2 separate regions of the Homo sapiens genome follow, and region 1 is linked to region 2. Evidence: chromatin loops called from intact Hi-C (ENCODE). Cell type or tissue: CD14-positive monocyte. All regions are shown on one strand. Links, peaks and the distances in the headings refer to the core of each region. The heading gives the core; the rest is flanking DNA. Region 1 has its middle 8.7 kb from the start of KLHL5. Region 2 overlaps FAM114A1 (family with sequence similarity 114 member A1).

Region 1 (16,289 bases), core at 7,639-12,638, 180 kb after region 2:
AAGTTGTGGACGCGGTGCTGGTGGCCGGCAGTGAGGAGCGGACTGCGGTGCACCCGTTGCTGCTTTCCCGGACTGTCCCTGCCAATAAAACAAACTGGAAACCATTTCGGATTTTTTTTTTCCTCTCCTTATTACTTGCAGGCAATTTTGACCTAAGTTTTTAAGCTTTTCTTTTAAATAATACCCTCGCCCCCGGAGTGTGGAGAATAAGACGGGGACTTCATTTTCCCGAGACCCGGCGTGCCTGGTGAAACTTTTGCATTTAGGCATTTATTTCAGTGCATGCTCTGGGATCAGAAGCTGGCGGTAAAAGTTTGCTATGTCAGAGAGTAAAGCGTTACTGTCGTTTTTTATCGCTTCATTTCATTTTCAAAAATATTCTTCAGTAGTCGACAAGTTCACAGAATTCAAAAGGTACAAAAGGGGCAGACAGGCTCACCCCACCCACCCCTGCACCCTCCCAATATTCTGTTTCTGGTGTCTTCTTCCAGAGGTTAGATGTGCGGATGCCCCTCCTGCTTGCTTTGAAAAATGAGCTGCTGTTATGTGCCTGGCATCTGCTGGTGCTAAATAAATGTTGATTCTCCTTCCTGTTAGGAAACAGTTTAATAACTCTTTTTGGTTATTAGACCTCTGGCGGCAAAAAACCAATCATGACTTTTTTTTTTTTTTCTGGTTTTCAGCATTTACAGATTTGACTGCATTGTGAATGTGTATGTCCTATTGGCTTGTTATGACTTATGTGAATACTTTTACACAAAGATGAATACACTGACGTTGTTGGGTAATTGGGCAGGGAGGGCAGAATCAACATGAAATTGTAAGAAGATGCAATATGTACAATATATAGTTCCAGAAACTATATATTTGAAGCAATCTAGCGACCATGTAGTACCATAGGATAAAACAAACTAAATGGGAAAATTGAGGTAGAGCAGGAAAAGAAGAACACAAAGTCAAGAAAAAAGATAATACCAAGTTCCTATTTAAAAGATCCTGTACTAGAGATGAGTCACAGTTTGGGCCTTGGGCTTCCTGGGAGCTAGGTAAAAAGAGAAAAAGGAACAACATAAGTTTCAGCCTGTTTTGTCTGGGCGCGGTGACTAACGCTTGTGATTCCAGCCCTTTGGGAGGCCGTGGCGAGCGGATCGCTTGAGCTCAGGGGTTCAAGACCAGCCTGGGCAACATAGTGAGACCCCTGCTTGAAAAGATAAAATAAAATAACAAAGTTTCATTTTGTTTCTAATTCCAAGATTAGAAACAAACCAGTTCTGCCCTAACCAAGGCGTTTTCCAGTAATGAGGCCTGAGAGGCGTATTTTCCTCCTGGGCCCTAATGAAAAAAGGAGATATGGGATGCAGTTGACAATATCTTTAAAACGCCCCTAAGGAAAATAGTGAATTTTGCACGACAGTGTTTTTCAATATAGGAGAGTGATAAAACTGTTAATAAGTTTTCTGAAGGAGTGGAGTCACTTGATCCATTTATAACATTTAGAATGATCTAGAACAGTATTTCCCAAACTGTGTTCTAAGGAATGAGAAAATATTTCCTTTCTTGCAACAAGATTCTGAGCTCAAGTAAGTTTGAGATAACTAGATTAGAAAATTGGTTTTACTACAGAATTTCTTGGAGATTTACTATACTAATGTTCAAGTTGCTGTTTTAAAGCGGGATGTATTTTGTAATATTTTCCAAATCTATATGACTATGTAACACAAATTGAGGACCACTGAACCTAGAAAAATAGATGAATTAGCTGGGCACGGTGGCTCACGCCTGTAATTCCAGCACTTTGGGAGGCCAAGGTAGGTGGATCACTTGAGGTCAGGAGTTCAAGACCACCCTGGCCAACACAGTTAAACCCCGTCTCTACTAAAAATACAAAAATTAGCCGGGAGTGGTGCCACGTACCTGTAGTCCCAGCTACTAAGGAGGCTGAAGGAGGAGAATCGCTTGAACCTGAGAGGTGGAGGTTGCAGTGAGCTGAGATGGTGCCACTGCACTCCAGCCTGGGCAACAGAGTGAGACTCCATCTCAAAAAATAAAAAAAGATGAGTTATCTATTCTTCAGGCAGTTCTTCATTAGTATTTCTTACAACTGAGGTTTAATGAGAATTGGAAAGCAAAGAGTTGAAGTTAGCCAATTTGTTAAGGACCAAAGTGAAGATAATCTAAAAGTCGGCATTTTAACATACTGTATAGCAAAGGAGAACACTACTTTCCCCCGAATTCTTTCACATTTCTTCATTGTTCTGCAAGTTGCCTGTTGAAGGACCTCTAGGGCACCTTCTTCTGTGCTTCAGGGTACTTAGTGTCTATGAATTAGACTAGGCATAGGCAAGTTGAAGTCCTTGAGGAATGACTTTATTCTTGGATGTAAATATGGGATTGACATTTTTTATCACAAACACTATTTGTACTGTTAATTTACTGTCAAATCATAAGCATTCCATAGCTATGAGAAACCTAAGAGAACACAGTACAGAGTGGAAAGAGCGAAGATTTGAAGCCAGAAAGTCTGGGATTGTGTCACTGCTGTATGTGCAGGGTTGTTTCCAGCCGGTTGATGAACCTCCCTGAATCTATTTCCTTATTTGTAAAATTAGAATGATGAGAGCACATAAATTCATTTATGGAATAAATGTTGAGAATCTACTGGGTACTGGGTAGTAGAAAAACAGCTTTAAGAGAACAAATGAAATAATGTATCAAGAATCCTTCACTGTCTAAATTTATTCCATTCCTGAGTGCAGGTGGCAAGAGTATGGAAGGCAAGGAATTGCACCTATCCAAATGTATTTGGTTCCAGAGTTCGAGATGGCAAGTACAGAGAGTTGAGAGAATGAGGTGTTGGTCCAAAAATTTATCAGAATCCATTCGGTTCTTGTGTTCGGATGATGAGTTTGGATAATGAGGGGCACTTCCATTCCAAAGTATTCTCCAAATGATAGTGCTATACAAAATGATACCATTCTGAAAATAGAGGGCCAGAGCTGTTCATTGCTTCACTCCATTTATGAGAAAGGGGTTTGCTGAGTATACCAGGCAGGATAGATTATGCTGTGGTAACAAAAGAACTCTCACATCCTGTTGATTTTAAACAGCAAAGATTTTTTTCTGTTATACTACATGCTGAAGCAGGTCAGCAAGAGAACTCCATTACAAATGGTCAGTCTCAGGCTGTTGGAGGCTGTATCTCAACACATGCTTCCGCAGTTGTTAGGACAGGGAAAAGGATGTGGTGATTTTACATTGGCTTTTTTTTTTTTTTTTTTTTTGGAGATGAAGTTTCACTCTTGTTGCCCAGGCTGGAGTTCAATGGCATGATCTCAGCTCACTGCAACTTCTGCCTTCCAGTTTCAAGTGATTCTCCTGCCTCAGCCTCCCGAGTAGGTGGGATTACAGGCGCCCACCACCATGCCTGGCTAATTTTTGTATTTGTAGTAGAGACGGGGTTTCATCATGTTGACCAGCCTGATCTCCAACTCCTGACCTCATGATCCACCTGCCTCAGCCTCCCAAAGTGCTGGGATTACAGGTGTGAACCACCGCGCCTGGTGTACATTGGCTCTTCAGGGCTTCTGTCTGGAAGTGACACTTAACTTCCACTGCTATTTCATTGGCCAAAAGTCACTTGACTACACCCAACTTCAAGGAGATGGGGAAATGCATTTCTACCATGTGCCCAGAAAGAGGAGAACTGGAATAGTCTGTGAACGGTCTTAATGACTACTAAAGAGGCTTCAGAGTCCCATGAGCTAACACAGAATCTAAATAAATCAAAAGCCAAATATGTCAGTACAGTATTCTATTTAGAAAATAGAAAACAGCATTTCTTTGTGTATGTGAGTGTGTTTAAACAGAATTATGCTAATGAGAATTATGAAGAATGTCTTTTATTAGTTTGAAATGAAATGCTTTTGAGAACTTCACAATTAAGTTTGTTATTTTGGCCAAATGAATTTCATTCTTTTTAAATTGTATGTCCATTCAATAAACATTTGTTGAATGTGTATAAGGGGCCAGGTGTAGTGGCTCAAGACTGTGCAGTCCCAGCACTTTGGGAGGCCAAGGTGGGAGGATTCTTCAGTCCAGGAGTTTTGAGACCAATCTGGACAACGTAGTGAGACCCTATGCCTACAAAAAATAAATAAAATTAGCTGGGTGTAGTGGCATGTGTCTCCAGTCCGAGCTTCCTTGGGGGCGGGGGTAGGGAGGTGAGATGATTGATCATTTGTGCTTGGCAGGTCAAGGCTGCAGTGAGCCATGATCAGGCCACTGCCCTCCAACCTACGGGACAGCAAGACCTTGTCTCAAAAATAAATAAATAAAAAATAAATAAATAAATAAATAAATGAAAGTGTATAAGGCACTGTGTTAGGCCTGTGAGGATAAAAAGATAAATGAGGGTCGGGCATAGTGGCTCACGCTTTTAATCCCAGCACTTTGGTAGGCTCAGGTGGGCAGATCACCTGAGGTCAGGAGTTCGAGACCAGCCTGGCCAACATGGTGAAACCACATCTCTACTAAAATTACAAAAAATATTAGCTGGGCATCATGGTGCACGCCTGTAATCCCAGCTACTCCAGAGGCTGAGGCAGGAGAATCGCTTGAACCCGGGAAGCAGAGGTTGCGGTAAGCTGACATCACGCCACTGCACTTCATCCTGGGCGACAGAGTGAGACTCCATCCCAAAAATAAATAAATAAATAAGTGGGGAGTTTACAATCACAATAGAAAATAGCTATACTTGAGTTTTCTCTCCCTTTCTCTTTAAGGCATCATTTACAGTATGTAAATGATGTGTATACACACATATATAAAATAGTGAAAAATACTAAATATATAAACTGTTACACTTTGTTCCTCTCTGCCTTTTTGGACTTAAGGAGTATTTCATGACAAATTAAACAATGTTACTTAAATTAGCATAAGCAAAAGAAATGTTATGTTAGAAAAGGAATATAGTTTGTATCAGAGTCCAAGGGCAAGAAGTACAGCTGGGCCTCAAAGCAACTGGCACCAATAACAGAAAGCTAGGAGCTAGGGCTACTTTCTCTCTCTCCAAGTCTATATGATTTCTTGCTAGTGTCTCTCTCTGCACATGTATTTCTTTCTTCTTTTTCTCTATTGATTAATTTTTCTCTATTTTGCTGTTACATGGATGTTTTAATCTAAGAGTTTATGAACTTGAAACTAGAGGCTTTAACAATTTCAGACAATCTAAAAATGTTTAAGTGCATTGTCTTTGTAAGCTCTTAACCACCAGACTTAGGAAATAATGCAGTTGACTCTAAGGTATAACAAATTAGTGTAATTGACAACTTTATAGTAGAGAAAGAGGCAGTTATAATAGCTTTCAATCAAAGAAACCGAGGTGCCATGGAAAGTTCTACACAATTAACATGAGCTTGCAAATTCTAGTGAGACAGGCTGATTATGATAATCAGGATAAGAAGGTATAACTGGATCTGACTTAAGTAACTACGATATTCCCTCCCTGAACACTGGCAAATGCCATCTCCATTGTAATCCTTTCATCCATCCCTTCTTCCTCTCCCAGGGTAAGGATTGACTGAATTGTCTAACTCTTATAAGTCATCTGCTTTGATCCTGATACAGAGCTTCCTGGCTTCTCCTCATGGGTAATAATGCAGGAAGAACGGCACATGTAATATACTACCTAGCTCTGCTCTTTTCTTCCATCCAAACTGGTCTCCTAGACACTCTTTATCTGGACATTTTACATTTTAACATGCTATTATCATATCTCTTCACCAATTTAATCTAATTTTATTCTCAATAAATTTCTATCATTTTCTGTTAGACTCGTGTATGTAGCTTCACTAGCAGAATTCCCTTGCATTTTCAAACTACGCGATAATCTCCTTTCTTCCTGTTTGAAAAATATCCATAGCTTCACCTCATCAGTGGCCGAAGAGATTAACTATGGGGAGATGGTATATGTTACCTGAAGAGGATTTCCCAGAAAAAAAAAAAAAACAAGAATATGAGTAAAAGCTGTGTATGAGATTAGATTCAGGTTGTAGAATATCTGGAATGTCATATTAAGACTCTTAGACACTTGTTTCTGTGCAAATGAAGGGGTTTTCTTGGGTTTAACTAAACTTCAAATTCAGAAAGCTTGTTTACTCAGAAGGCTATCAGACAGGAATCATAGTTTGCCAGCAGGGCAGCATCAAATGTTCCTCCTCAGTGGGAGTGATTTTCACAGCAGTCCACGCAGGCAGCTCATAGCCATCTGGGCAGCACCTCAGAGGAAGCTCACACTAGGTGGTGCAGGAGCTGCCTTGGCTTAAAAAAAGAAAAAACAAACAAACAAACAAACAAACCAGGTCCCACAGGAGCCAGTGTCTCTTACACAACTCCATAGACTGAGTTTCCAGGGTTCTGTAAAAGCTATGCTAATTAAAAGAGCCATCACAGGGAAGTCAAAGCTATAGCTTCCTTATGAGGTATTTATGGTTCATTTATAGTTCTTGAGTCTTGATGCAAATTTACTAATCACAGGGATCATTTTTACTACAAGTAGTGTTACCTAATAACAGTTGAGGTACCTAGTTTTACAGATGGCCAGGGAACAGAGCCAAAAGAGTTAACTGAAGCTTAACTCTACTCATACTTGTATTATCTGCAGTGCCTTTCATTAAGAAGTATTCCATAATATTTCTTTTGCTTATTTTGATGTAGTGTTTTTACTCTTTTTAAATTTATTATTATTGTTATTATTATTTTTGAGACAGAGACTCGCTCTGTCACCTGGGCTGGAGTGTGGTGGTGTGATCTTGGCTCACTGCAACCTCCGCCTCTCAGGTTCAAGTGATACTCCTGCCTCAGCCTCCCGAGTAGCAGAGATTACAGGTGCCTGCTACCACGCCCAGCTAATTTTTTGTATTTTTACTAGAGATGGGGTTTCACTATTGGCCAGGCTGGTCTTGAACTCCTGACCTCATGATCTGCTCCCCTCAGCCTCCCCAGAGGGCTGCGGATCACAGGTATGAGCCACCACACCTGGCCCATTTACTCTTTTTTATAATGGAGAAAGTGAAATAAGTTGAGAGGAAGGTGAGCCTGGAAAGGCAGGCAAAGACTACTAGATCATTAAAAATCCTGAATTCCATGCTAAAGATCTTAGCTTTTATTTATCTTGTAGCTGATCAAAAACAAACAAAAGTAAATGTTTTAAGTAGAGTGATGTAGTCAAGAATTGCACTTTAGAAGGCTACTTTGGCGATAGCATGGAGAATAAGAGAGGATTTAGACTTGAAGTTGGTTGGTTCATTTCTACTTAATATTTGCCTTTCTTTGGGGAGCTATTTCTCTGATAAGCAGAAAGAAGGAATACTCAAGTCCGTGCTCCGCAGGAGTTTAGAATTGATGGCCTGGTTTCTGCATGGTTCTTTGGAGAGGCCTGAATCAGTTTGTCCTAAATTTATTTGTCATCTCCTTCCCCCCATTGGAGTTTGGGAGGACTACTCTGAAGTGCCTCCTAAGAACATTGGATTTAATCTAATGCATGATTAACACTAAGAAATTCTAGCCTCGACTGATCTCCACTAATCTCCATTTGACCACTAACATCCTCATTTTGCTTTTTGCTGAAGTTAAATTATTGAACAGGTTATTGGTGGCTTTTCTTTGGGTCTAGTTTTAGGGCAAGCTAGGCAGTTTCTTTAATGGTTAACTGGTTTAATTAACATTTGTAGTGATTAACCATTTCTAATTATGAGCAGTTGAGAAATAGTGCTTCACATTTTCTCCTCTTTATTGCTTTCACTGCCCATTACTACCCTTTCCCTACCTGACTTATGCTGTTCTAACAAAAATAGATAATTTACAAAATCTGGATTGGTCCTACAGCAGAATCAAGTTGATCTGTGATTGGCTCATTATGTGATCAGAGAGCCCAGGCAACTTTAATTGATTATACTTGTGTCTGGAGAGTACTGATTCATTATTTTTCAGAAAAAATTTTTTTTAATCTCCATCACCATAAAGCTACGTGAAAGACAGAAACACTTCTGGATTTGGTTGAAGTCAGTAAAAGACAAATTTGTGGTTATCCAGATTGTTACTTTTTATGGCACATAAGATAATTGGGTGTCTCAGCACATGCCAACTGTAATGGATCAGGCAAGAATTTAGCAGTGGTTTTCCATCATTTTTTTAATGATATTACAGTTTTCTTCCTTGTGCACAGCAAATATGTGCTTAACACTGACAAAAATCTAAGGAGTGGATAGCAAGGGAACCTTGTGTTTTACCAGTCATCAAGCTGAAGGAATGTTTTCAAAAGTAACGATTTTGTTATATCATAGTAGTATCAGCTGTAATAACTTTTACAGGTGAGCTTAAAATAAAGGCTATATAATATTAATTTAGCTGAGTTTTAAAATGTCCCTTGCTTTACTACCAGGTATCAGTACTGATAGGTAGTTGTGGAATAAAACGATTCTTTTGATGTTACTGTGGGCCAGTACTTTGTAAGAAACAGCAGCAGCAATTGGGAGGGAGCTAAGTAGGGAGAAATCTGTGAGGCACTTGTACTTGGTGAATAAATGTCATTTTGGCATTTAACTGCAGTTACGATGAACTTAATTTAAGTTTCTTCTTATTTAAGAAATCATGTGTTCCTTAAGTATTCTGTTCCCCCTCCCCGCTGCCTTTTGTGCCTTACTTGCTTTTAGTTTGGTCAGATATTATCGGCAAAGAATTTGTCTGTTCTGCTACTCTCTACTAGACATCTAACCTTGTCCAAGTCAACTATACTCTCAATCTACTTCCTCATTTGCACAACTACTCTACCTGCCTCACAAGGTATTTTTGAGTAGTGAATGAGAATACTTCTTGCTTTGAAAGCAAGAAGCACTGTGGTGTATTCGAAAGTATATGGTTTTTAGGGTCCATCCTGGACCCTGCCACTCACCAGATATAGGTATTAAGTCAGGTTAATTAATCTCACTTCAGTATCTTCATCTATAAGGAGTGGTGGGCTGGGGGCAGGAATGACCCCTGTTGGACAGAGTTTTTCTGACAACAAAATGCCCCAGTCAGTGTAAAGTATTTTATATATTATTGTGCTCATTTGGGCACTTAAGAGATAGTAGCTGCTGCTATAAATCCTGACCGTTACTCAATACTTAGATGTGCCACTTACTTAATCCTATTACTGAAGAGAGAACTGAAGACAAAGGAGGTGAAGTGATTTGCCCAAATTATACAGCTAGCTGGTGAGTGGCTTAGCTGTTGACTCAGGCTCTTTCTGCTGTGTCACTTAGGCTACCATTAATAAGTGATAATGTGGGAAAATAACAGCAGAAGCGCTCTCCACCAACTGCTTCTGAACTGACTTACAGCTCTAACTTGAGGCACACTCTTCTGCTGTAAAATGTACTTACTGATAGCATGGGCCAACTGAACACTCATGGGTAAGCAGGCAGCTCCATAGCTGACCTGTACATCTCTGCTTACTCGTTGAATTGAGTACTTACCAGAAGTTGGTTCTGTTTATTCACAAACCTGTTTTTAACAGTTATACTTGTTATAGTAATTATAAAACATTAGTAAACATGTAAATTGATGAAAGTGTAAAGAAAAGATAATTCTTCCTATGAAAATTAAGTTGAATGCTTTGGGATGCCTCTATATAAATGAGTTATTTTAAAAATTCTATCAAGTTGGATAAAGGCTGGATAATTCTAAGAGACTAGGGAAAAAGTCATCAAAGTCTAAAGCAGGGCCTGTCAAAGGCCATCAACCAGCTACCTGGTCTTCAGACTACTAGGGGTCCTCAAGAATATAAGGAGTGCACATTAGAATATTAATTAACTACATTAGGCAAACTAATGCACACTGGTTCAGCAAATGTTTTGTTTTCATGGTGAGACTTTCTCCTTGAAGAAAGCGATGCATTAATTTACAATCTGGCACAAGTTTTTCCTGTGGTGGACAGACCACTGGTCTAATGGATTCTGTATTCATATTATTTCAGAAGTGCTTTTAAGTTCTGTTTCCATTTATAGAAACCATAAGTGGAAATCATAGATGATGGATCATTGTGGGTACAGCTTATGCAAGACAAAGGACCCAAACTCAGTAGGAGACCCCTATCAAATATATGGCATTAACCCTATATGAAAAGATTTACAAATGAATGTGCATGTATATGTTCAAGTTAAAATAACATCTTTAAAGGAATGTATTTATTATTTTTATGATTATTGACTTTTTTCTTTAGTGGACCATCTACAGGTTTCATCTGAAAAGGGGGCTTTCACTGTACTCAGAGTTCCAGGTTGACTGGAAATAAATCTTTGACCTCTGCAGCTGTCTAAGCTTGCCTTGCTATATCTTAGCTTATCATATGCATTCTGTGTGTATCTTCGTCATGCTGTATTATAATTTTTAAATTTAATGTCAGTTCCTGCATTGTACGTGATATGGTAAAGGGACATAGTTTAGTTTAAAGGTTAAAGTTTACTCCATTTACTTTTTTTGCCTTGATTTTTTTCCTCTTGATCTTCCCTCGTATACTTATAGGTATATATTACAGTGATTTATTTAGGATACACAAAGAAATAAAATCCCTATATTACATGGCTTTTACCATGAAGTCATCTTCAGTTTTCAGCATATATCAAAGTCCTTGACTGCTTAGTTTTCAGTCTACCATGTGGTTTGTAGAGCCAGATGTCTTGGTATAATACAACTGAATTTAAATTGTGTGTGTGTATGTGTATTGTGTCAATCTTGCCCTGTTGCCCGAGCAGCCGTGCAATGGCACAGTCTTGGTTCACTGCAGCCTCCACTTCCCAGGTTCAAGTGATCCTCCTGCCTCAGCCTCCTGAATAGCTGGAACTACACTGCATCCGACTAATTTTTGTATTTTTGTAGAGATGGGGTTTCACCATGTTGGCCAGGCTGGTCTCGAATTCCTGACCTCAAGTGATCCACCCTCAGGGGTGCTGGGATTATAGGCATGAGCCACTGCACCCGGCCTGAATTTAAATTTGACATTTTAAAATTTTCATTTACCAATTAAATTAGAAGTATTTCCCAGTTGTTTTTAACAAAGTGAAAGATTTAACATGGTGCTAGAAATCTTAGTTTTGAATTTCAAACTATAAGTTTTTTTAATTACAGAAGAAATTTTGGTGCCATGTGTTTGTGGTATCGAGTGAATAGAATACAAACATAACCAAAGATAACCAGTGTTAACCCAGGGCTCACTTGTTCACACTTTAAATTTCCGGTTTCTTAAATAGATTAATTTTTGGCTCTAGAGTCCTATCCTAGCTGTTTGATTGCTTGATATATAATTAAAACCAAACATGTCTAAAGCCTCACTCAATCCTCCTGAAACAATATCCTTACCTCCTTACTTATGTTAATTTTAGTGTTCTTCTTCCAGTCACTCAAATTTGAAAATGCTGTCATCTTTGACTTTTTCCTCTCCATTTGCCACAGCCATCCTATAAGGTCTCTGTAAAATCTTCAACTTCAACCGCCCTTTCAGATCTTGTTGCTTCCAGTCAAGTTTGAGCTGTGCCTCTCACATGGTAGAGTTTTCTAATTTGTTTCCTTATGAGGTATCTTCCCTTGTAAATCCATTTTTCACCATTGCCAAATTAATCTTAAGATATTATCTGTAAATCCTCACCTCAAAAACCTCAACTTCAACCAAATAAAGGACATACTTACCTCTTCTTAATTCAGTAAGAGTTTCATTCAAGACCCTCTGTTGCTGGATTTTAAAATCTTTCAAGTCAAGAGCTGTGCCATTAATTTATTCATTTTTTAAAATTTAAAGTCAGAAATTATTTAAATACCATGCACTGTACAGGTTGTTAGGGATATAGTGGTCCCTGTCCTAATTGATTTTTGTGGTCTATTTCCTTATCTTTGCATTCTGTTCTGCTTACAGAACAAAAGATTTGTTGCATTTACAGAAATACAGGATATTTTTTACATTTTTAATGTTTGCTTTTTATGAGAATGGAGAAGCAGTACAGAATATCTGGTATATTTCTAGAATTAAAGTCAAGGTTAGTAAAAATAGATCTCAAATCTTTTAGGGTAAATAACTGAAATTTTCCACCATCATACATTTTTAAGTGTTAGGGAATTTACATGTTGGTAGAATTATACTAATATTCAAATATTTTAAATCAAATTCTGATAGACCTAATTTGACAAAGTTTAAAAAGTATCCCTGAATTATTAAACTTTGGAGGGTGCTTCAAAATCATGCAATGCAACTTACTCTTTTTATAACTGAGGAAAAACAGAGAGGTGAGAGCTGCTGGGTTAGTATGGTAAAATTCTTGATTTTTTTAATGCAGTGCATATCACACACTTAAAACTTTAGAAATAGATTTATTAAAATTGATGAGCCATAAATACTGTTATCTAAAAAACTCTATGTGAAGAGAGATTGATGTAATTATGATTACTAATATAAACTAGTTACCAAATAGCCATGATTTAAGTTGAGTGAAGACATAGCTTTAAAAGCCACACTGTTGAAGTGAGCTCACCTTCAGTCTATCTTAATGACATTTCAGTGTTTCTATTGTAATACTGAATAGTGTCATCTTTTAAATTCACAGACAAGATTTGAGCGGTTTTGAAACAGAAGTTGCACATGGGTCCTTTAATTACATTTTGAAAAATGTATTCATAATTGACACATATTATCTATTTTAAATAATACGTGAGCTTTTGTATCTCAAGTTTAACCTGAAATAAAGCAAGGTTATAAAATTAGAGGTATAGAATATAATTTTGTAATTAGTTTGAAGAAAGTGTGTCCATTTGAAAAGACATCTGTTTAGCCATTGGATTTCAAGTGATAGAATTTTATGCCTTAAGAATGAATAGAAAAAAGAAATTCTTAGAATAACATTGTGATTTTTCTCCTAAGTTGAAAAAATACCGTACGATTTTGTCAGCCAGGCAGCGTGGCTGTAATCCTTGGACTTTAGGGGGCCATGGCGGGTGGATCACTTGAGCTCAGGAATTCGAGACCAGCCTGGGCAACATGGCAAAACCCTGGCTCTACAAAAATTAGCCAGATGTGATGGTGCGTGCCTGTAGTCCCAGTTACCTGGGAGGCTGAGATGGAAGGACCCCCTGAGCTCGGGAGGTTGTGGATGCAGTGAGCTGAGATCGAGCTACTGCACTCTAGCCTGTGTGACAGAGTGATACCCTGTCTCAAAAAATATATATATATTTTGTCACCAAGGTAAATGTGTCTGTAATTTTAAAATTAGATTCTTTATTTTATAATTTAAAAAATAGTATAAGTATATACTTTTATTATTGCTCTTATAATTGTTGGATTTTATTATAGCTCTTATAATTGTTGAATAATTTATGTATTCATTAGAGAAATATTTATTGAGCACCTACTGTCTCCTAGGTACTATTCTAAGTGCTGGGATTACAGTGATAACCAAAACAAAGCCCCACTTAAGCTTACTTTGTAGTGAGGATAAAGACAATAAGCAAATAAACATCTAATATGCCAAGTGGTGGTAACTGCTATGAAAAAAATTAGGAGGGTCAGCGGGCTTGTGAATGATGAGTCTAATTTACAGAGAGTAGTCAGTGAAGACCATTTTGATAATTTAATAATGTAATGATTTTTAATACGTATTGATCGTTTATAAATAATTTTCCTGGGAAATACTTGGCATCAGAGCTGGACAAATTTTGGGGCAAAACAATTTTATATTGTTGGTGAAAGTTGTCGGAACAGAAAAAAAAGTGTTATTTAAGTGAATGCTGAATTTCATGCCATAAAGGCATTAATGTTTAAGCTTACTTCATATTTTTATAAAGAAAATATCAGAAATATAAGAACTACAGATCAAGAAGATAAAGACTGATAACTTAATAGAAAAAAAAAGGGGCCTAAATAGCCACTTCATGGAGGATATCCAAATAACCAATAAACATGAAGAGTTATTCAGCCACATTAATAATGAAGAAAATGTAAAGGAAAACCAAATGGGATACCATTACACACCTGTCAGAATGACCAAAATTAAAAAGAGAATATGGCCAAGCACGGTGGCTCACGCCTGTAATCTCAGCATTTTGGGAGGCCGAGGTGGGCCGCTCACTTGAGATCAGGAGTTTGAGACTAGCCTGGCCAATATGGTGAAACCCCATCTCTACTAAAAAAAACAAAAATTAGCCAGGCTTGGTGGTGCACGCATGTAATCCCAGCTACTCAGGAGGCTCAGGCAGGAGAATTGCTTGAACCTGGGAGACGGAGGTTGCAGTGAGCCGGGATCACGCCACTGCACTCCAGAAACCCTGTCTCTAGTAAAAACATAAAAAATTAGCTGGACATGGTGGTGTGTGCCTGTAGTCCCAACTACTCAGGAGGCTGAGGCATAAGAATTGCGTGAACCCAGGAGATGGAGCCTGTAGTGAGCCAAGATCACACCACTGTACTCTTGCCTGGGTGACAGAGTTAGATTCTGTCTTAAAATAAAACAAAATAAAATGCACATACCTTCAACCCAGCAAGTCCACTCCTGGCAATAAATTCTGTAGATATAAAAGCCTCACAAGGATGTTTCTTTCAACATTATTTTAATGGCAAAAACCCAAAAACCTGAAATCAACCTGAATGCCCATTAGCAGGGAGATAGTTTAATAAATTGGTTTTTTTACAGTAATGAAATATCATGTAACTCTTAAAAAGATTATTAATTTATATTTCCATGTATATATAAAATTAGGTGAGAAGAGCAAAATGCTAAAAGATGAATACAATATGATCTCTTGTATAACAATAGCAAATCTCTTATATATGTGTATATAAGTTTGTCCATGATTTATAAACATGGAGAGAGGTGTGAAAGGCTATATGTACCAAGCTTGGCGTCAGCAATGATTACCATGGGAATGAGTGGAGGAGGATTGGCAAAATAAAGGTATCATTTTTCATTGCCAGATGTTTGCTGTCTCTGGCCCCTGCACACTCAATGCCTATAGCACTCTGGTCATTCCAACAACTAAAAATCTACCACCACCACCACCACCACCACCTATTTTCCAGAAGCCTTTAGGAGCAGGTTGATGCTTCCCTTGTTGAGAACCAGCTACTTAGAGTAACTGAAGTGTTTACAAAGATGATAGTGCCTGAGCTAAATCTTGAAGGATGAAGTGTGTTTTTTAAACCAGAGTTTCTCTGGGAGGCAAACAGTGTTATAAAAGAGGGAACACCATAATGTAGACTGCCTTGACCAATGAAGTGGTGTGTCTATGTTGGAAAATGGTTAGAAATAAAGTTGGATAGCTAGAGTGAAGTTAGAAGGATGTTGATCAGAAGGAGTCTGACAAAGGTGAGAGGAGAGGGGAAAGTGTCATTTCACTCTCTAATGCGTCCTGCACAGTACTGCCAAGTTAATTTCCTAAAACATTGTCCTGTTCAACAGTCCATTCAATAATGTCTTTGCTGCTTGCTCAAGGCATTTTATCTCATCGTATTCATCTAACTTTATCTCTTACTACACCTTAAAATTAATTTGGTATGGCTGGCTGATCAAACTGATTATTTCCCACTTCTTCCTTGTAGATATGCCCACTTCATGCTTTTATTAGAATCTTTTTCTGTAGAAATCTATCATTCTACCTAAACAATGTTTTACTATTCTTAGCAGCCTTCTCCCTAATGAAACTGGCCCATACCACTCCATTGCCATCCTGATATCTCCTTTCTTTCTTACAGTTTGTATGGTTTTTCCCGTATTATTTAGCATGAAATCATACTTGGCTTTTTATGCTTCTCATTCTTGTTTCTCTGAATAATTTGTATTAAGATAGACACCTCACAATATTTTTGTAAGCCTCCAAAGTAGTTTTTGTTTTTGTTTTTTGGTCAGCTTAGATAGGCATTGCCTTTTGTATGGAATTAGTTGATAAAGGAGTAAATACTGAGCACCCTGAAAACTCAAATTCTGCATTGATAGATCACACTTTAATATTGCAGCATTTTAATGTTTCTTATTTTACCTTATCAAATATTTTGTATTTGGTTCAATAGCTAGATTTAATTATTTTGGGGGTTAGGAACCAAGATATATATATCTCTGTGTCCCTGACAATGCCTAGTAGATTGCATTGTTCACAATAACTACTCAGTATTTTTGAGTTTATTTGTATTTGCTTTATCAATTTGCCTTAACTGTAACCATGTTCAAACCATTGTTTGTTTTGCTAACAACAGAGGGCACCATTAGGGCACTTGT
Region 2 (16,289 bases), core at 354-5,353:
ATAAATTATCCATAAATATTTTAAACAATAATCTATAAATATTTTAAATAATAATCCATAAATATTTTTTGACAATAGTCCATAAATATGTTTTAACAATGCCTGTTTAACATCTTACAGCTGAGTTTCTGGGGTATTTCTGAAGGGATGGTTTGTGTTGGTTGAATGCAGAACAGCCACAGAGAGGAGTTTTACTGCAGTACTTTTTCTACATTTGGGATAAACTGACCTAAGGTAATTTGGCCATCAGAGATAGGTAAGGGCTCTAGGTTTCCTCCTCTGCAACTTCCCTACCAAGAGTTAAATTACCATGAATCCAAGTTCACTGATGGAATTCTGCCATAAACCCACACATGTATTAGCAAACAGGCTTAGTTAACCAGTCTGTTCTTATAAGCTCAAGGAAGTCCTAGCTCACTGTCCTTTTAGGCCTGTGTTCTAGAGGCAGGACTCAACTAAGCTTCTAGTCACCTTCAGGCTTTGGAGTCCTGCATTCAGCTAGAGAACCTAGAAGAACGCTACTCCAAAGGGTAAGTCAGCTGCTGGATTCAGTGCAATCTCATGTCTTGGGTATAGAAGCAGAGAAGGCACCTGTACGTTATTTCTTGTCGATCCACATACCTGAGGCATCTTTCATGTCACCAGTGAAAAATTATTTCTCATATCCCTTATGCTAATTAGCATACCCTGGAGTGCCCATCAGAGAAGACGGTAGATGAACCCTCTAAAAAGAGGTGGTCACCTCATTACGGATTTTTAAGTGCTTACTAAAGACCCCTGGATAGTATATTCCTGAATAAGGCACTTCAAATGTCATCCAGCCACCCTTAGGGCACAAATTAAAACTAAGTAACATGCACGTGTCACATAGTATATGCTGAACTATTTTAGGATACTTCATGAACAAGATAACAACACATGAGGGCAAGGCTTGTACATTTAGGCATCCATAATGGTTTTTATTTACCCATAAGTGTTTATCACAGCCAGATTTACTCTGATGTTCCTGCTTATAGAAAACTGAAATATTTTGGGACTTCCTAATAATCCAGATTAATAATAAGGATTTTCAAATTACCTTACAAAGAAATAAAAATATCAGACAATGTCTACCATCTACCGATTTAAAAAAATGAGAATAAAAGTGATGGCAAGGTATCATTTATTCATGAACCCATTCTCCTCATTGTTGTGTCCATACGACTCATGTGAGGATAATAAATTAAGACAGGGAAATCTTTAGGCCATGGCAATCAAGCAAAGTCCTAGGCCATGGGTAAGCAGACATTTTCGGAAACCGGCCAGATAGTAAATATTTTAGGCTTTGTGACTTTGCAGCCCATATGGCCTGTGTTGCAATGACTCAGCTCCGCTATTGTAGTGCCAGAGAAACCATGACGGTCCCATATGTAAACAAAGGGTGTATCTCTGGTCCAATAAAACTGTGTTTACCAAAACAGGCAGAGGACAAGAGTTGGCCAGCAGACTGGTTTGCCAACACCCTGTCCTAGGCTAGTCCTGATTCAGAGAGAGGTTTTCACAAAGATTTTGTAAACTTCCAAATGACAACAGCCTTTTTAGCAGCCCCCATCAATTCTACTCACCTCCCATAAACCACCCACAATACTACCCCTTCTCTATACAGTGGGTTTCTATCGTTCTTTACTATTTCAGCTAGGCTTGAACCTGGCTCCTTGACAGCCCACGGCCAACCTTGAATATCCTAAACTTTGTATACCAGCTCAAGGGAAGTCTGCATTCGTTGCCATTCTTACATGTAGACTTGTTTACAGGAATATTATCACTGAATTCAAGGTCTGGCAGATATTTTTGCTTACACAAATACATTCTAACTCAATTAACTGGGAGGTGAAGGAAAAAAGAAAGACAATACGGAAATGTCAAGTCATTTGGAACCATCTGCTGTAAGAGAGCTCCTGAGTGTCTGTACACAAATATTAATCTAACTCAACAGGCATATTTGTTGAGCTTCCTACTATGCACAGGAAGCCATGCCAAGTACTATGTAGAATATGAATACAAAACAAGGAAGGTCTTTGTCTTTATAGAATTTACAAATCATAGGAAAAACTGAAGCAACTCTAATCAAAGAGGACTTTAACTGTCTAAAGTAAGATAAACACAAAATGCCCTCAGAAGGGTTCAGAAGGAAAATGTTCAACCTGGAGGAACAAAGAATGGAGGAGGCGGTTATTTTAACTGGGTCTTCAATGTGCAAAAGAACAACATATGGAACTAACAGCCCCCGAGGGTCTCTTGTGGATGTGCCAGGCATTGCACAGATATTTACACTGTCTCATTTAAGGTTTTATAGGAAATCGTGGGAGGTAAGCCTGGTGGGATCAGAGCACAGAGGTCCCTGGATACTAGCTGAAGCATGTGGCCTCATCTCAGGAGGGAGAGGAAGGGGAAGCTCCTGAGGATGTGTGAGCAGGAGAGCCATGTAATTAGAGCCGTGAGGTGAAGGATGGGAAGTAAGGGGAAGAGCTGCAGTGAACAGGGGAACCCAATACTGAAATAGTCATCATGAACCATAATGAGGACCTTGCCATGAGAATAGGAGTAAAAGAATGTAGATAGATTCTCAATAAAGAGCCTCTAGGATTTGGCCACTGACTGAATGTAAGAAAAGAGGCAGATGGCATTGCTGATAGGGCTCTGATGTGGTTCAGTCTCAAAGTCAGACACGGGTTCAAATTTCAAATGTAGAATTTACTAAAAGTGTGACTTCTGAGCTTCAGTTTCCTCGTCTGTAAAATGGAGCTGATAACATTCAACTCACAGGAGATAATACATTTAAAGAGCATGGATACAGTAAGCACTCAATAAATGATAGCTGTTGATACTATATATTCTTGAGAGGGTGAAAGCGTGGTAAATGACAGCTCTGAGTTATTGGGAAAATCTATGTGTGAGATGGTGTCTCATTATGGTTTTTATTTGCATTTCTCTAATGATTAGTGGTGGTGTGCATTTTTTCATATGCTTGTTGGCCACCTATATGTTTTCTTTTGAGAAGTACCTATTTATGTCATTTGCCCATTTTTTAATGGTTTTTGTTTTGTTTTTTGCTTGTTGATTTAAGTTCCTTACAGATTCTGGATATTAGACCTTTGTCACATGCATAGTTGCAAATATTTTCTGCCATTATGTAAGTTGTCTATTTATTCTGTTGGTAGTTTCTTTTGCTGTGTAGAAGCTCTTTTGTTTAATTAGCTCCCACTTGTCAATTTTTGTTTTTGCTGCAATTGCTTTTGGAGTCTTTGTCATGAAATCTTTGCCAGGGCCGATATCCAGGATAGTGTTTCCTATGTTCCTAGGTTTTCTTCTAGAGTTTTTATAGTTTTGGGTTTTACATTTAAGTCTTTAGTCCATCTTGAGTTTATTTTTGTATATGGTATAAGGAAGGGGAACAGTTTCAATCTTCTGCATATGGCTGGCCAGTTATCCCAGCACAATTTATTGAATAGGGAGTCCGTTCCCCATTGTTTGTCATTGTTGGCTTTGTCAAAGATCAGATGGTTTAGGTGTGTGGCTTTATTTCAGAGTTCTCTATTCTGTTCTGTTGGCTTATGTGTTTTATTTTTGTGCCAGTACCATGGTGTTTTGGTTACTATAACCTTGTAGTATAGTTTGAAGTTGGGTAGTGTGATGTCTCCAGCTTTGTTCTTTTTGCTTAGGAATGCTTTGTCTATTTGGGCCCTTTTTTGGTTCCACATGAATTTTAGAATATTTTTTTCTAATTCTATGAAAAACATCATTGGTAGTTTGATAAGAATAGCATTGAATCTGTACATTGCTTTGGGTAGTATGGCCATTTTAACAATAATGATTCTTCCTATCCATGAGCATGGAAAATTTTTCCATTTGTGTCATCTCTGATTTCTTTGAGCATTGTTTTGTAATTCTCATTGTGGAGCTCTTTCATCTCCCTGATTAGCTGTATTCCTACGTATTTTGTTCTTTTTGTGGCTATTGTGAATGGAATTGCATTCTTGATTTCACCGTCAGCTTGGACATTATTGGTGTATAGAAATGCTACTGATTTTTGTACATTGATTTTGTATCTTGAAACTTTGCTGAAGTTGTTTATCAGATCTAGGAGCCTTTGGGCAGAGACTATGGGATTTTCTAGGTGTAGAATCATATCATCTGCAAAGATAGTTTGTCTTCCTCTCTTCCTATTTTATTTCGTTCTCTTGTCTGATTGCTCTGGCTAGGACTTCCACTATTGTGTTGAATAGAAGTAGTAAGAGTGGGTATCCTCGTCTTGTTCTGGTTCCTAAGGGGAATGCTTCCAGTTTTTGCCCCTTCGGTATGATGTTAGCTGTGGGTTTGTCATAAAAGGCTCTTATTACTTTGAGATATGTTCCTTCAATGCTTAGTTTGTTGAGACAGAACATTTTTATCACCACCGAAAGTTCCATTGAATAGTGCTGTTCTACATGATATCAATAATTTGTAAGCTTTAAAAGAGTTTTCTGCTTTAATGGCTACATTCCTTATTTGGTTTCTACCTCACTTCTTACCCTTTAAGTTTATCCTTGACTAAACCATGGTCTAGACCTTCATCAGCTGGTCCCCAACAAGGAATACTGTGTGTGTATAGGTCTCTTTCTCACTGTGAATTTCTGACAAAGATGTTACAAAGCTAAATGGCAAGTATTTTTTTTGATAAGTGCTCAGGTATTTTCTAGACTTATTCTTTTTTCTTTTTTTTTTTTTTTTTTTTGAGACGGTCTCGCTTTGTCGCCCAGGCTGGAGTGCAGTGACACGATCTCAGCTCACTGCAACCTCCACCCCCCAGGTTCAAGCAATTATTGTGCCTCAGCCTCCTAAGTAGCTGGGACTACAGGTGCATGCCACCATGCCCAGCTAATTTTTGTATTTTTAGTAGAGACAGGGTTTCACCATGTTGGCCTTGGCTGGTCTTGAACTCCTGGCCTCATGTGATTCACCCACCTCAGCCTACCAAAGTGCTGGGATTACAGGTGTGAGCCATTGCACCCTGCCTTCCTATGCTTATTCTCATTATTGCTACAAATATAATTAATAAAGCCAGAGTCAATAATTTTAAAGATACAGGTATTACTCTTAGTTCCCATAGGCGTAGTCTTTCATGCCAAGTAAGAGCTCCAGGAAAGTTTAAAGATAGCCCTGTAGGTTTCTGTTAGCTTCCTATCAGTGCTGTGACAAATTACAACTAACTTCACGGCTTTTGCCAACACAGACTTATTCTCTTGGAGTTCTGGAGGTCAGAAGTCTGAAATCAGTGTCCATGGGCTAAAGTCAAGTTGCTGGCAGCCTGATTCCTTCTAGAGTCTTTGAGGGGAGAGTGGTTTCTTTTCCCTTTTCAGCTTCTGGTGGCCACCCATATTCCTTGGCTTTGGGCCCCTTCCTTTATCTTTGAAGTGCGTCACTCCAGCCTCTGCTTCTGTCATCACATCACCTTTTCCTCTTTGTAATCAAATCTCCCTCTGCCTCCATATGATAAGGACACTTGTGATTACATTTAAGGCCAACTCAGATGATCTAAAATAATCCCCTCATCTCAAGATCCTTATCTTACTCACATCTGCAAGGTCCCTTTTGTTATGTAAGGTAACACTCACAGGTTCCAGGAATTGGGATGTGGTTATCTTGGGGGCCATTCATTATTCCAGCAGTCCCCAACCTTTTTGGCACCAGGAACTAGTTTTGTGGAAGACAATTTTCCCACAGATCAGCAGAAAGGGGTGCGGGGGAGATGCTTTTGGGATGATTCAAGCACATTACTATTGTGCACTTTATTTCTATTATTATTACGTTGTAATTTATAATGAAATAATTATACAACTCACCACAAGGTAGAATCAGTGGGAGCCCTGAGCTTGTTTCCCTGCAACTAGATGCTCCCACCTGGGGATGATGGGAGACAGATCATCAGGCATTAGATTCTCATAAGGAGTGCACAGCCTAGATCCCTCACACGTGCAGTTCACAATAGGGTTCATGCTCCTATGAGAATCTAATGCCACCACTGATCTGATAGGAGGCGGAGTTCAGGTGGTAATGCGAGCGATGGGGAGCAGCTGTAAATACAGAGGAAGCTGTGCTCACTCACCTGCCACTCACCCACTGCTGTGCAGCTTGGTTCCTAACAGGCCATGGACTGGTACAAGGAATAATGCAGGGTTGGGGACCCACAAGGTTACATAGAGTATTGGTTAAAAAAAAGTTTGCCCTGGCCGGGCGCGGTGGCTCACGCCTGTAATCCCAGCACTTCGGGAGGCCAAGGTGGGTGGATCACCTGAGGTCGGGAGTTCGAGACCAGCCTGACCAACATGGAAAAACCCCGTTTCTACTAAAAACACAAAATAAGCCAGGCGTCGTGGCACATGCCTGTAATCCCAGCTACTCGGGAGGCTGAGGCAGGAGAATCGCTTGAACCTGGGAGGCGGAGGTTGCAGTGAGCTGAGATCATGCCATTGCACTCCAGCCTAGGCAACAAGAGCGAAACTCCGTCTCAAAAAAAAAAAAAAAGTTTTCCCCTACCAGATTTATTTATCCAGGGCTTTGAATTGAAGCTTAACAATTCGATGAAAGCATGAGGTGTTTATAATTGTGTTGACAGATACTAAAATGTCTGATGATGCTGGTGACACCTTAGCCACTGGAGACAAAGCAGAAGTTACTGAGATGCCTAATAGTGATTCTTTACCTGAGGATGCAGAAGTGCATTGTGATTCAGCTGCAGTTTCACATGAGCCAACACCAGCTGACCCCAGAGGGGAGGGGCATGAAAATGCAGCTGTGCAGGGTGCAGGGGCTGCCGCCATTGGGCCCCCTGTGCAGCCTCAGGATGCCAACGCCCTGGAGCCCCCTCTCAATGGAGACGTGACTGAGGATACACTTGCTGAATGTATTGATTCCGTCAGCCTTGAGGCAGAACCCAGATCCGAAATACCCCTGCAAGAACAGAATTATCTGGTAAGAATGGGTCATTCAATTCACTTCGGCCTAAGTTCTTGCTTATATCTACCGTGTGCAGAGCTAGCACCAAGCTCTGTGGGTGGGAATTGGGAGTTCAAAATGTACTGTGACATCCCCTCTGTCATCAGAAATGTGTAGTGAGATTAGACATATATAAAAATAATTTGTCATAATATTTGCATTTTGATAAGTGTATTATTAACAGTAACAGCCACCAATTATCAGACACAAGCCGTGTGCCAGGCACTCTGCTAGCCACTTTCTATGTTATGTAATTCACTCCATCAACAGTTCAAACCTGGGTATTACTAACTCCAGCTTATACCTGTGGCAACCAGGCTCAGAGGTGGTAGCTTGTCCTGGGCTACTTGGTTGTAAATGGAAAACATTGTAATATCACACATCATGACTCCAGATAATTAACAAGCCTGATTCCACCCTAAACAAGTCAATGTTTCTTTAAGATCACTTAAAATCTGATGTATATTTACAAGTCCATAGTGGAGATCTTCAGCCTTCAGATCACTGTTTTATCATCACACATCACCTTCCAGGGGAACAGAGGCAGAATGCACTCATCACCCCTCCCCTTTCAGTGCCTGCACCTATCTCTCAGGGTATGAGATAAGCCAGATCTCCCTGTTGGCACCTGGGCCACCAAGAAGACTATCCCAGCAGGGTTTTCCTGGAGCTTTCACCTCCAGCCATGTGGGGCCGGGCAGGGGTGGGAGACGCCCCGCATTAAAGAAGGAGACAGGCTGCTCTCCTCATCCTGTCTGGAATGGACTGCCTTCTAGAAGGGTGGTGCAGGAGGGAGGAATTGGGGTCTTCCCTCAGCCAGGCCCAGCCCTGTTCATCCTGAAGTGTGCCACCACAGATCACCCCCTTGAGGTGACTCTGCAGCATGATGTGAGGGACAGGAACTAAACAGGGAACTAGGGGCCCTGGGCATTCACCCTCCAATCTATCATTAACTCCATGAGCTTGGGCCAGACAAACTAATGTCTCTGCGCTTCAGGTTTTTCCTCTATGAAGTGAAGAATTCTCACATGAAGACTTTGATGCATCCTTCTGACTAATGTTTTATGACTCCTGTATTCAAGATTGGGCTACCCTCCCACCCACTTTTCTCAAGGGGTTTGACCCTCAGAACTGTCTGCGATGGGCTTCCTCAGGGGCAAGGTGTTTCCCTTCACTGGAAGTGTTTAAACAAAAGCTGAACAGTCATTTTGTAGGGATGTTATGGAAGCAATTTGAGGACCAGCTGGGAGTTTGAATCAGATAGGGTAAACATAACACAAAATTTTGTTTATGAGTTTCAAGAGGTCGCTGACCCTTTGAAGCCATCCATAGATGCCCTAAATAATTAAGGGCCCCTAGACCAGAAGTTCTCAACTTCAGCTGAATGTTACCAACCACTGGGGGAGATTTAAAATGTATTGAAGCCTGGGCAATGTGGCGAACCCTGTCTCTACGAAAAATACAAAAAATTAGCCAGGCATGGTAGTATGCACCTGTAGTCCCTGCTACTTAGGAAGAGGCAGGAGGATCACCTGAACCCAGGTGGTCAAGGCTGCAGTGAGCCGAGATTGCACCATTGCACTCCAGCCTGGGCAATGACAGTGAAACTCTGTCTCAAAAAAATAAATAAAATAAAATAAAATAAAATAAAATAGAGTAGAATAGAATAGAATAGAATAGAATAGAATAGAATAGAATAGAATAGAATAGAATAGAATAGAATAGAAAATATTGATGCTAGGGTCCCAAGCCCAAGGATTCTGATTCAGGAATGGGGCTTGGACATCAGCAATTTTTAAAAGTACCCCAAGTGGTTGTAATGTTTGGCCAGGATTGAGAATAATTAGTTTAGGCTAAAGAATTTTCAAAGTCCTTTTTATGATTCTTTGAGTAAGTGGTCTTCAGTATCATTCCAGCTCTAAAATGCTGTGGTGCTACAATAACACTTCAAAAGTATCTGGAGACAAGCCCTTTCATTCTTTTGGCTACTAGGACACTTTTTCATCCATTGATCTTAGAACAACAACAATAGCAATAACAGCCACAAAACACATAGGAAGTAAAAGTGGGACATTAATAAGCCGCAGGTTTGGCAGTTTGCATGGTATTGGTGAAGAGATGGACCACTAGATTATGTCAAGAATCAGCCCAAATAGGAAATGGCAGAGTGAGGATTTGAACAGAGTCTTCCTGACTCCAGAGCCTGCTTTGCCTCCACACTGTCTGTCTCATGTAGGGAGCTATGGTTCCCAATTTTCATCCTAAGTGCTACTGTTAACAAATATCTTGGTACAGTAAGAAAAATATAACTTAGCCACACCATTATCACCTAAGATGACTTAAACTATACAAGCTCTACTAATTCAAAATCCATACTAATTCAAAATCCATATACATTCCAATTTCAGACATAATAATTATAACAGGACTGTTCATGAAGATAGCATAGTAAGGCCGGGCACGGTGGCTCATGCCTGTAATCCCAGCACTTGGGGAGGACGAGGCAGGTGGATCACTTGAGGTCAGGAGTTCGAGACCAGCCTGGCCAACATGGTGAAACCCCGTCTCTACTAAAAACACAAAAATTAGCCAGGTGTGGTGGTGCATGCCTGTAGTCCCAGCTGCTTGGGAGGCTGAGGCAGGAGAATCTCTTGAACCTGGGAGGTGAAGGTTGCAGTGAGCTGAGATTGAGGCAGTGAGCTGAGATTGAGCCACTGCACTCCAGCCTGGGTGACAGCGAGACTCTGTCTCAAAAAAAAAAAAAATCAGTATGCTTCTACCACATTTGCCTTAAATGTTTTGGTCAAATGGAATGAATCTTGCTTTGAAAACACCTTATAAACCTCCTGAATGCTACAGAAATTGAGCTGGTTGGTAACAGGTACTCCACCTTCCCCACCCCCTACAACACTGACAGCATTTCAAGGACCTTGGAAAGGGGAGAAATTCCTAATAATAGAGCACCACGGAATTACCTGGATGGAAGTGCAAACACTGGCCACAGAGTCGGGCCCGTGGCTCTGGATGTATTGTGTTGGGTCAGAAGCTCAGAGGGAACAAAGGAGTGGGGACAGTACCTGTGAGTTTGTTTTAAGAAGGGCAGGAAAGCCGATAGGTTGGCTGAAAGGGCCTGGAAGAGAGGATATCACTTTCACCCAGGTCTTATTTAAACCATTCTACGTAGGTGCAAATTTAGTCTCTTTTTAAAGATTACCAGGAAAGGGGATTCTACTGTCTCTCTTAGTAGCTTATCCTTTTATTAGAAGTCAATTTTATGCCTAGTCTTTGATTATTGTTCATTTTTTTCTATTTTATTTGCCTCTTGTTGCATACTCATAAGAAATCATTTTGCACTGATGAAAACAACTCTTTCCCTGTTGCTCCAGAGCAGAGTGAATTGTACAAAACAAATTCTTGAATCTAAAGTTCATTACAAGGTGGTTGTTTGGATTGAACACAGGCTGCCCCTGAGGAATGGCAGGTTCTGCAGGAAAATAGCCAAGTGCAAAAGCCTATTTGACCCCATGTACATCTACACCTGATAAATTCTCATCAGCCCTTTAAAAAAGTTTCTGACCAGGGCCGGGCGCGGTGGCTCACGCCTGTAATCCCAGCACTTTGGGAGGCCGAGGCGGGTGGATCATGAGGTCAGGAGATCGAGACCATCCTGGCTAACAAGGTGAAACCCCGTCTCTACTAAAAATACAAAAAATTAGCCGGGCGCGGTGGTGGGCGCCTGTAGTCCCAGCTACTCGGGAGGCTGAGGCAGGAGAATGGCGTGAACCCGGGAAGCGGAGCTTGCAGTGAGCCGAGATTGCACCACTGCAGTCCGCAGTCCGGCCTGGGCGACAGAGCGAGACTCCGTCTCAAAAAAAAAAAAAAAAAAAAAAAGTTTCTGACCAGGTGCAGTGGCTCACACCTGTAATCCCAGCACTTTGGGAGGCCGAGGGGACCGGATCACCTGAGGTCAGGAGTTCGAGACCAGCCTGACCAATATGGAGAAACCCCGTCTCTGCTAAAAATACAAAATTAGCTGGGCATGGTAGTGCATGCCTGTAATCCCAGCTACTCGAGAGGCTGAGGCAGGAGAATCACTTGAACCCGGGAGGCGGAGGTTGCGGTGAGCCGAGATTGCACCATTGCACTCCAGCCTGGGCAACAAGAGTGAAACTCCATCTCAAAAAAAAAAGTTTCTGTGAGGAATGCTTGCTTTACTAAAAAAAGAAAACGGGCAGAATAGACTTTGAGGACGTACTTCTAAGGCACATTAGATTTTGTGATAATGCGCATAAATGTGTGTGTGGTGTGTATGTGTATGCATATATATTTGTAAGTACCTGGATCTGGATCCCCTTAAAATCCACATCATTAGGCTCACATTTGCCTCAGGCAGCAAGGCCACCATAACTTGGCAGATGGGGTGTTGCGACTAGCAGGTGGCCAGAGTCAAGGAGGAGGCCACCTTTCTGGCTGGCACCTCTGTTTTTAAGGACCACACCATTTATGCACTCGGATAAACTATCTCTATCTTTAGGGCTTCTTTGCTTTCTTGTCCTTTCTGACATACAGACTCAGAAGCCATTGAATTGAGCCTTCTCCTGTAGGAACCCACTCTACAACCTCCGTGAGAAATGGTCCTCAGCATTGGAGGTTGGACCGGATTCTCTAAGGCCTCTGCCAGCATCATGACACAATGCATTATGCCCAGAAATCTGGGTGGTGTAACTATCTTCAGGATGCCTACAGTCTAGTTGGGGGAAACATTGTTGTATGAGAGCAATGATTACATGTCCTCTAGTACTAGATAGGACAGGCACAAGGGAGGCTTTAGACAGAGCATTTAAATTCGTCTTAAAGAATCAGAGAAGTCTTCAGCCTCAATTCAAAGATGTTTGTCTTGAGTACTGGTTGGGAGTAACATTTGTTCCCAGAGCTCTTATGGGACCTTATTATATACTAGCCAGTCAACCCTTAAAAGACCCAATCTAGATTAAATTTCTCTGAATTCTTAACACCAAGAAAGGTTACCCAGAATTTTTAAAATGTCATCCCTACTGCTCAACACCAACGCATAAGGCCGATTATGGAGAAGGTCAAGAATCCCAATGTTAACACTGTTGAGTACTCTCATGGGAAAACATGGGAGTGTGGACCACCATGGATAGTTCTCTCCCTAAAAAAGGAGAAGCAGAATGTTTAAATGCCATAAAGTTATGGTCAAGAGAGACAAGGAGTAGGGGACACAGGCTGAGACATGACAGCATTTAGCCTCCTAAACCGGATGAGCAGAGTTTTCTCCGGTTCTGTTTGAGTATTTTCCCTTTTTGGCCTGCTCTAAAAGGACAGAGTTCCCTACTGCCTACGTTCCTTATTCTGTGTTCCCTGAACGGTGACACCCAGTTTTGGCTTGGACAACCAGGTGGATGGAGGTGCCATTCTGCCATAGAGAGCAGTGCTTCCCAGATCTGGAGGTGTATTGGAATCATGTGGGGAGCCTGTTAAAAATTCAGATTCCTGGGCTCTACCCTAAGAGATTCTTAGGCACAAGATCATAGTGGAAGCTGAGACTCTATTTTTAATGAATTCCCCCAGGTGACACTCTTACAGTCAGTCTGTGGACTAGAGTTTGGGAACCACTAACACTAGGACACAGCAAGAGCTAGTTGGGGTACGGGGAATAATTGAGAAGATGGTGAGTTCAGTTGGTTTTTGGTTTTTGGTAGAGACGGGGTCTCCCTGTGTTGCCCAGGCAGGTCTGAAACTCCTAGACTCAAGCTCTTCTCTCACCTCAGCCTCCCAAAGTGCTGGGATTATAGGCGCAAGCCACCGCACCGGCCTGAGTTCAGTATTAAATATGCCATGCAACATCCAAGTGAAGATACTTTGTGGACAGTTGGTTAAAATGGTCTGGAGAGATAGGTGATTCAGAGGCTATCAGCACCTATGTGGTTATTTCAGTAATGGAAGTGGGTAAGATGGCTCAGGTGTTAACATATAAATAACAACAGAGGCCAAGCCCTCAGCCCTGGAAGGTTTCTGTCTCTAAGCCAGTTTGGTTGGGCACAGCTCTTAGGGTTTTGTTTTGCTTTTTAAATAGATTATGGTAGCTAGCAAAGAATTTATAGTACAATCTCACCACTACCACATTCTATAAGCGAAATCAAGTTTCAGATCACATTGTACCACACTGACATTTTTAAATGAAACGGTAATTAACAAGAGAGTTGAAAATGGTGTATGAGAACTCTTTCTCATGTAGGCTTGAGAACATCCCATTGTTTAGGTGCTTTGATCACCATCTTGAATGAAAGGTTTACTCAAGGCAACTGTCTGGATTTCAGAGCTAAGGTTTCTTCCCTGATAGCTGGCATCAAGTCACCAGAATTCCCCAGAGTTGAAAGATGGATGGAAGACCATTTACACAGGGCAAAATCCTTTGTAACACCCTATTCATATAAAACTGGGAGGAGCAGAAAATATACTTAACTATTTACACATCTTGAATACTTTTAAAAATTTTTATTTATATTTATTTATTTATTTGAGATAGGGTCTCCCTCTATCGCCAGGCTGGAGTGCAGTGGCATGATCTCGGCTCACTGCAACCTCTGCCTCCCAGATTCAAGTGATTCTCTTGCCTCAGCCTCCAGAGTAGCTGGGACTACCGGCATCTGCCACCATGCCAAGCTAATTTTTGTATTTTAAGTAGAGACCAGGTTTCACCATGTTAGCCAGGCTGGTCTTGAACTCCTGACCTCAGGTGATCCACCCATCACGACCTCCCAAAGTGCTGGAATTACAGACATGAGCCACAAAGCCCGGCCCCGTCCTGTTTTAAAAAAATAGTCTCTCTCTCTCTCTGTTGCCCAGGCTGGAGTGAAGTAGCAAGATCATAGCTCACTGCAGTCTTGAACTCTTGCATTCAAGTGATCCTCTTGCTTCACCTTACCAAATAGATAGGACTACATGTGCATGCCACCACGCCTGGCTAATTTTTTAATTTTTCTGTAGAGACCAGATCTTGCCATGTTGCCCAGGCTGGTCTTGAACTCCTGGCCTCAAGTGATCCTCCTGCCTCGGCCTCCCAAAGTGCTGAGATTATAGGAGTGTGCCACCGAAGCCAGCTCCTTGAATACCTTTATTTTTACCATCTAGAACCCCTTTCAGATATTGAGAATGCTAGTAAATAGTCCACCATGTGTACCAATTAAAACCCATTTTTGCAGTTAGGTGTGGTAATTGGTAAAGCATCAGATGTTACCAGATACAGATAATAGAACCTCTATAAATAGCTGCCTCCAGAGTATGGCTTTCCTGATTAGAATGCTGGCTGACCACCCTGGACTGTGCATATTTTATTGGAATGCTGACAGCACTTGGATTGTAGGTTAATTTGAGAAGCACCCATAATGTCACAATATGCATGTAGAAGCATTCTAATGTAAATAACTGAAATCATACTAAAAGATGGTAAAAAGGAAAAAAAGTGAGAGTCAGAAGATAGGCCATCAGAATAGAACACTCTAAGGCAGATGTAAAAGTGGGTGAGCTTTGGATGCTACCGAGAGGTCAAGTAAGTAATAAAAAGACTAAAATGAGTCCGTGGCTTTGACAACAGGAAGCCACTTGACCTTGATGAGAACGATTTCATGAAGTAGTGGCACAGGAGTCTTGCTGTGGAGGGAGGATGGACAAGGGAGGTGAATACAGAAGATAAGCACCTTTTTTTTTTTTTTTTTGAGACAGAGTCTCACTCTGCCTCCCAGGCTGGAGTGCAGTGGCACGATCTCAGCTCACTGCAACCTCCGCCTCCTGGGTTTAAGCGATTCTCCTGCCTCAGCCTCCCGAGTAGCCGGGATTACAGCATGCGCCACCACACCCGGCTAATTTTTGTATTTTTAGTAGAGACGGGGTTTCACCTTTTTGGCCAGGCTGGTCTCAAACTCCTGACCTCAGGTGATTTGCCCACCTTGGCCTCCCAAAGTGCTGGGTTTACAGGTGTGAGCTATGGTGCCCGGCCACTATAAGCACCTTTTTTAAGAGACAAAGAAGAAAGATGTGGAGCAGACACCAGATAAGTTTGAAAGACACATTTTGTTCATGTCGTGATTTTCATTTGTTGGCTTTAAGATAGAGGAATCATGTGCATGATTAAATGTAACCTATATAGAAAGCATGTATAGAAATGTAGCCTGGGCCGGGCACAGTGGCTCACACCTGTAATTCCAGCACTTTGGGAGGCCGAGGCGGGCAGATCACCTGAGGTCAGGAGTTCAAGACCAGCCTGGCCAACAAGGTGAAACCCTGTCTCCACTAAAAATACAAAAATTAGCCGGGCATGGTGGTGGGTGCCTGTAATCCCAGCTACTCAGAAGGCTGAGGCAGGAGAATCGCTTGAGCCCAGGAGGTGGAGGCTGCAGTGAACCAAAATCACACCACTGCACTCCAGCCTGGGAGACAGAGCGAGACTCCGTCTCAAAAAAAAAAAAAAAAAAGGAATGTAGCCTGTACAGGGAAGCAGCTTGCATAGAAAAAGGCCGAAAAGCTAGGAGAGAGTAAAACCAACCTAACCAGATCGGGAGATGTGTAGGTGGAGGTGCTATGGTACCTAAGAGGAAGGTGCATTTCCATAATAATGAGAGGGAGGAAGTAATTGTGAATCGCAGGGTAGTGTACTTAATTTGTGTTTAGATGGGTTTTTGGTGTAGGCCTGTGTATATTTTGTGCATAAAAAGAACTACTCAAATGTTTAATTGGGTTTAAACAATTCGTGTTCCATCTATGAAGATGACAAACTGAAAAACCCAATCCTTAGGCTTCACGTGAATCTCACAAATCTCACTGTTTAGAAGTCCAGCAAAATCAAACAGTCACTTTCAAGGTACTTTTGGTTAATGTTTGATTTGGTCCTTTTTACCAAGTTACACACGTTTAAATACTTTAAACTGCATTTATAATATATTCTACTTCCTTTTAAAGTACCTGAATTATCTACTTATACAAAACCTTGCTAAGTACTTAATAATTGTTATAAAGCTACTAAAATAAATTTACAGAGTTGACTTAAAGACTCTTAATAATGTGCGGAAACTTGGGATGATTTCAGCTTAAAATCAGAAGTCTAATAATTCAATTATTCATTTTTGATTGATTTTCAAAAACTGTCACTCTAATAGGTCAGATTCCTTCAACATTAGTAGTACAGAAAAGAACAAATATGCCCAAAAATATGAATAGCGTATCTTCCATGCTTTCAACCTTTCTATGTTTAATTT

Evidence for each region. Hi-C counts contacts between places; a loop is a spot of excess contacts. Peaks named below come from ENCODE experiments on the same cell type or tissue, not always from the same donor. Only the 100,000 strongest peaks of a DNase experiment are listed, where the experiment ranks them.
Region 1: a loop joins it to region 2, with 2.4 times the contacts of the local background. A loop is called at or near these places in 5 of 110 quality-filtered maps.

What each region holds. Positions count from the first base shown.
Region 1 is chr4:39,045,379-39,061,667 of GRCh38, forward strand. It overlaps a transcript of KLHL5 not described here. Among named protein-coding and RNA genes, the nearest start is that of KLHL5, 8.7 kb to the right of the region's middle. In CD14-positive monocyte, for the core only: no CTCF peak of the experiment used is centred there; no DNase peak of the experiment used is centred there.
Region 2 is chr4:38,871,437-38,887,725 of GRCh38, forward strand. FAM114A1 (family with sequence similarity 114 member A1) reads left to right here. Exons shown (of 15, transcript NM_138389.4): 3 at 6,635-6,990. The coding sequence starts at 6,643. Among named protein-coding and RNA genes, the nearest start is that of MIR574, 12 kb to the left of the region's middle. RefSeq lists an enhancer at 13,278-13,447. In CD14-positive monocyte, for the core only: a CTCF peak has its summit at 2,230; no DNase peak of the experiment used is centred there; H3K27ac peaks cover 347 bases.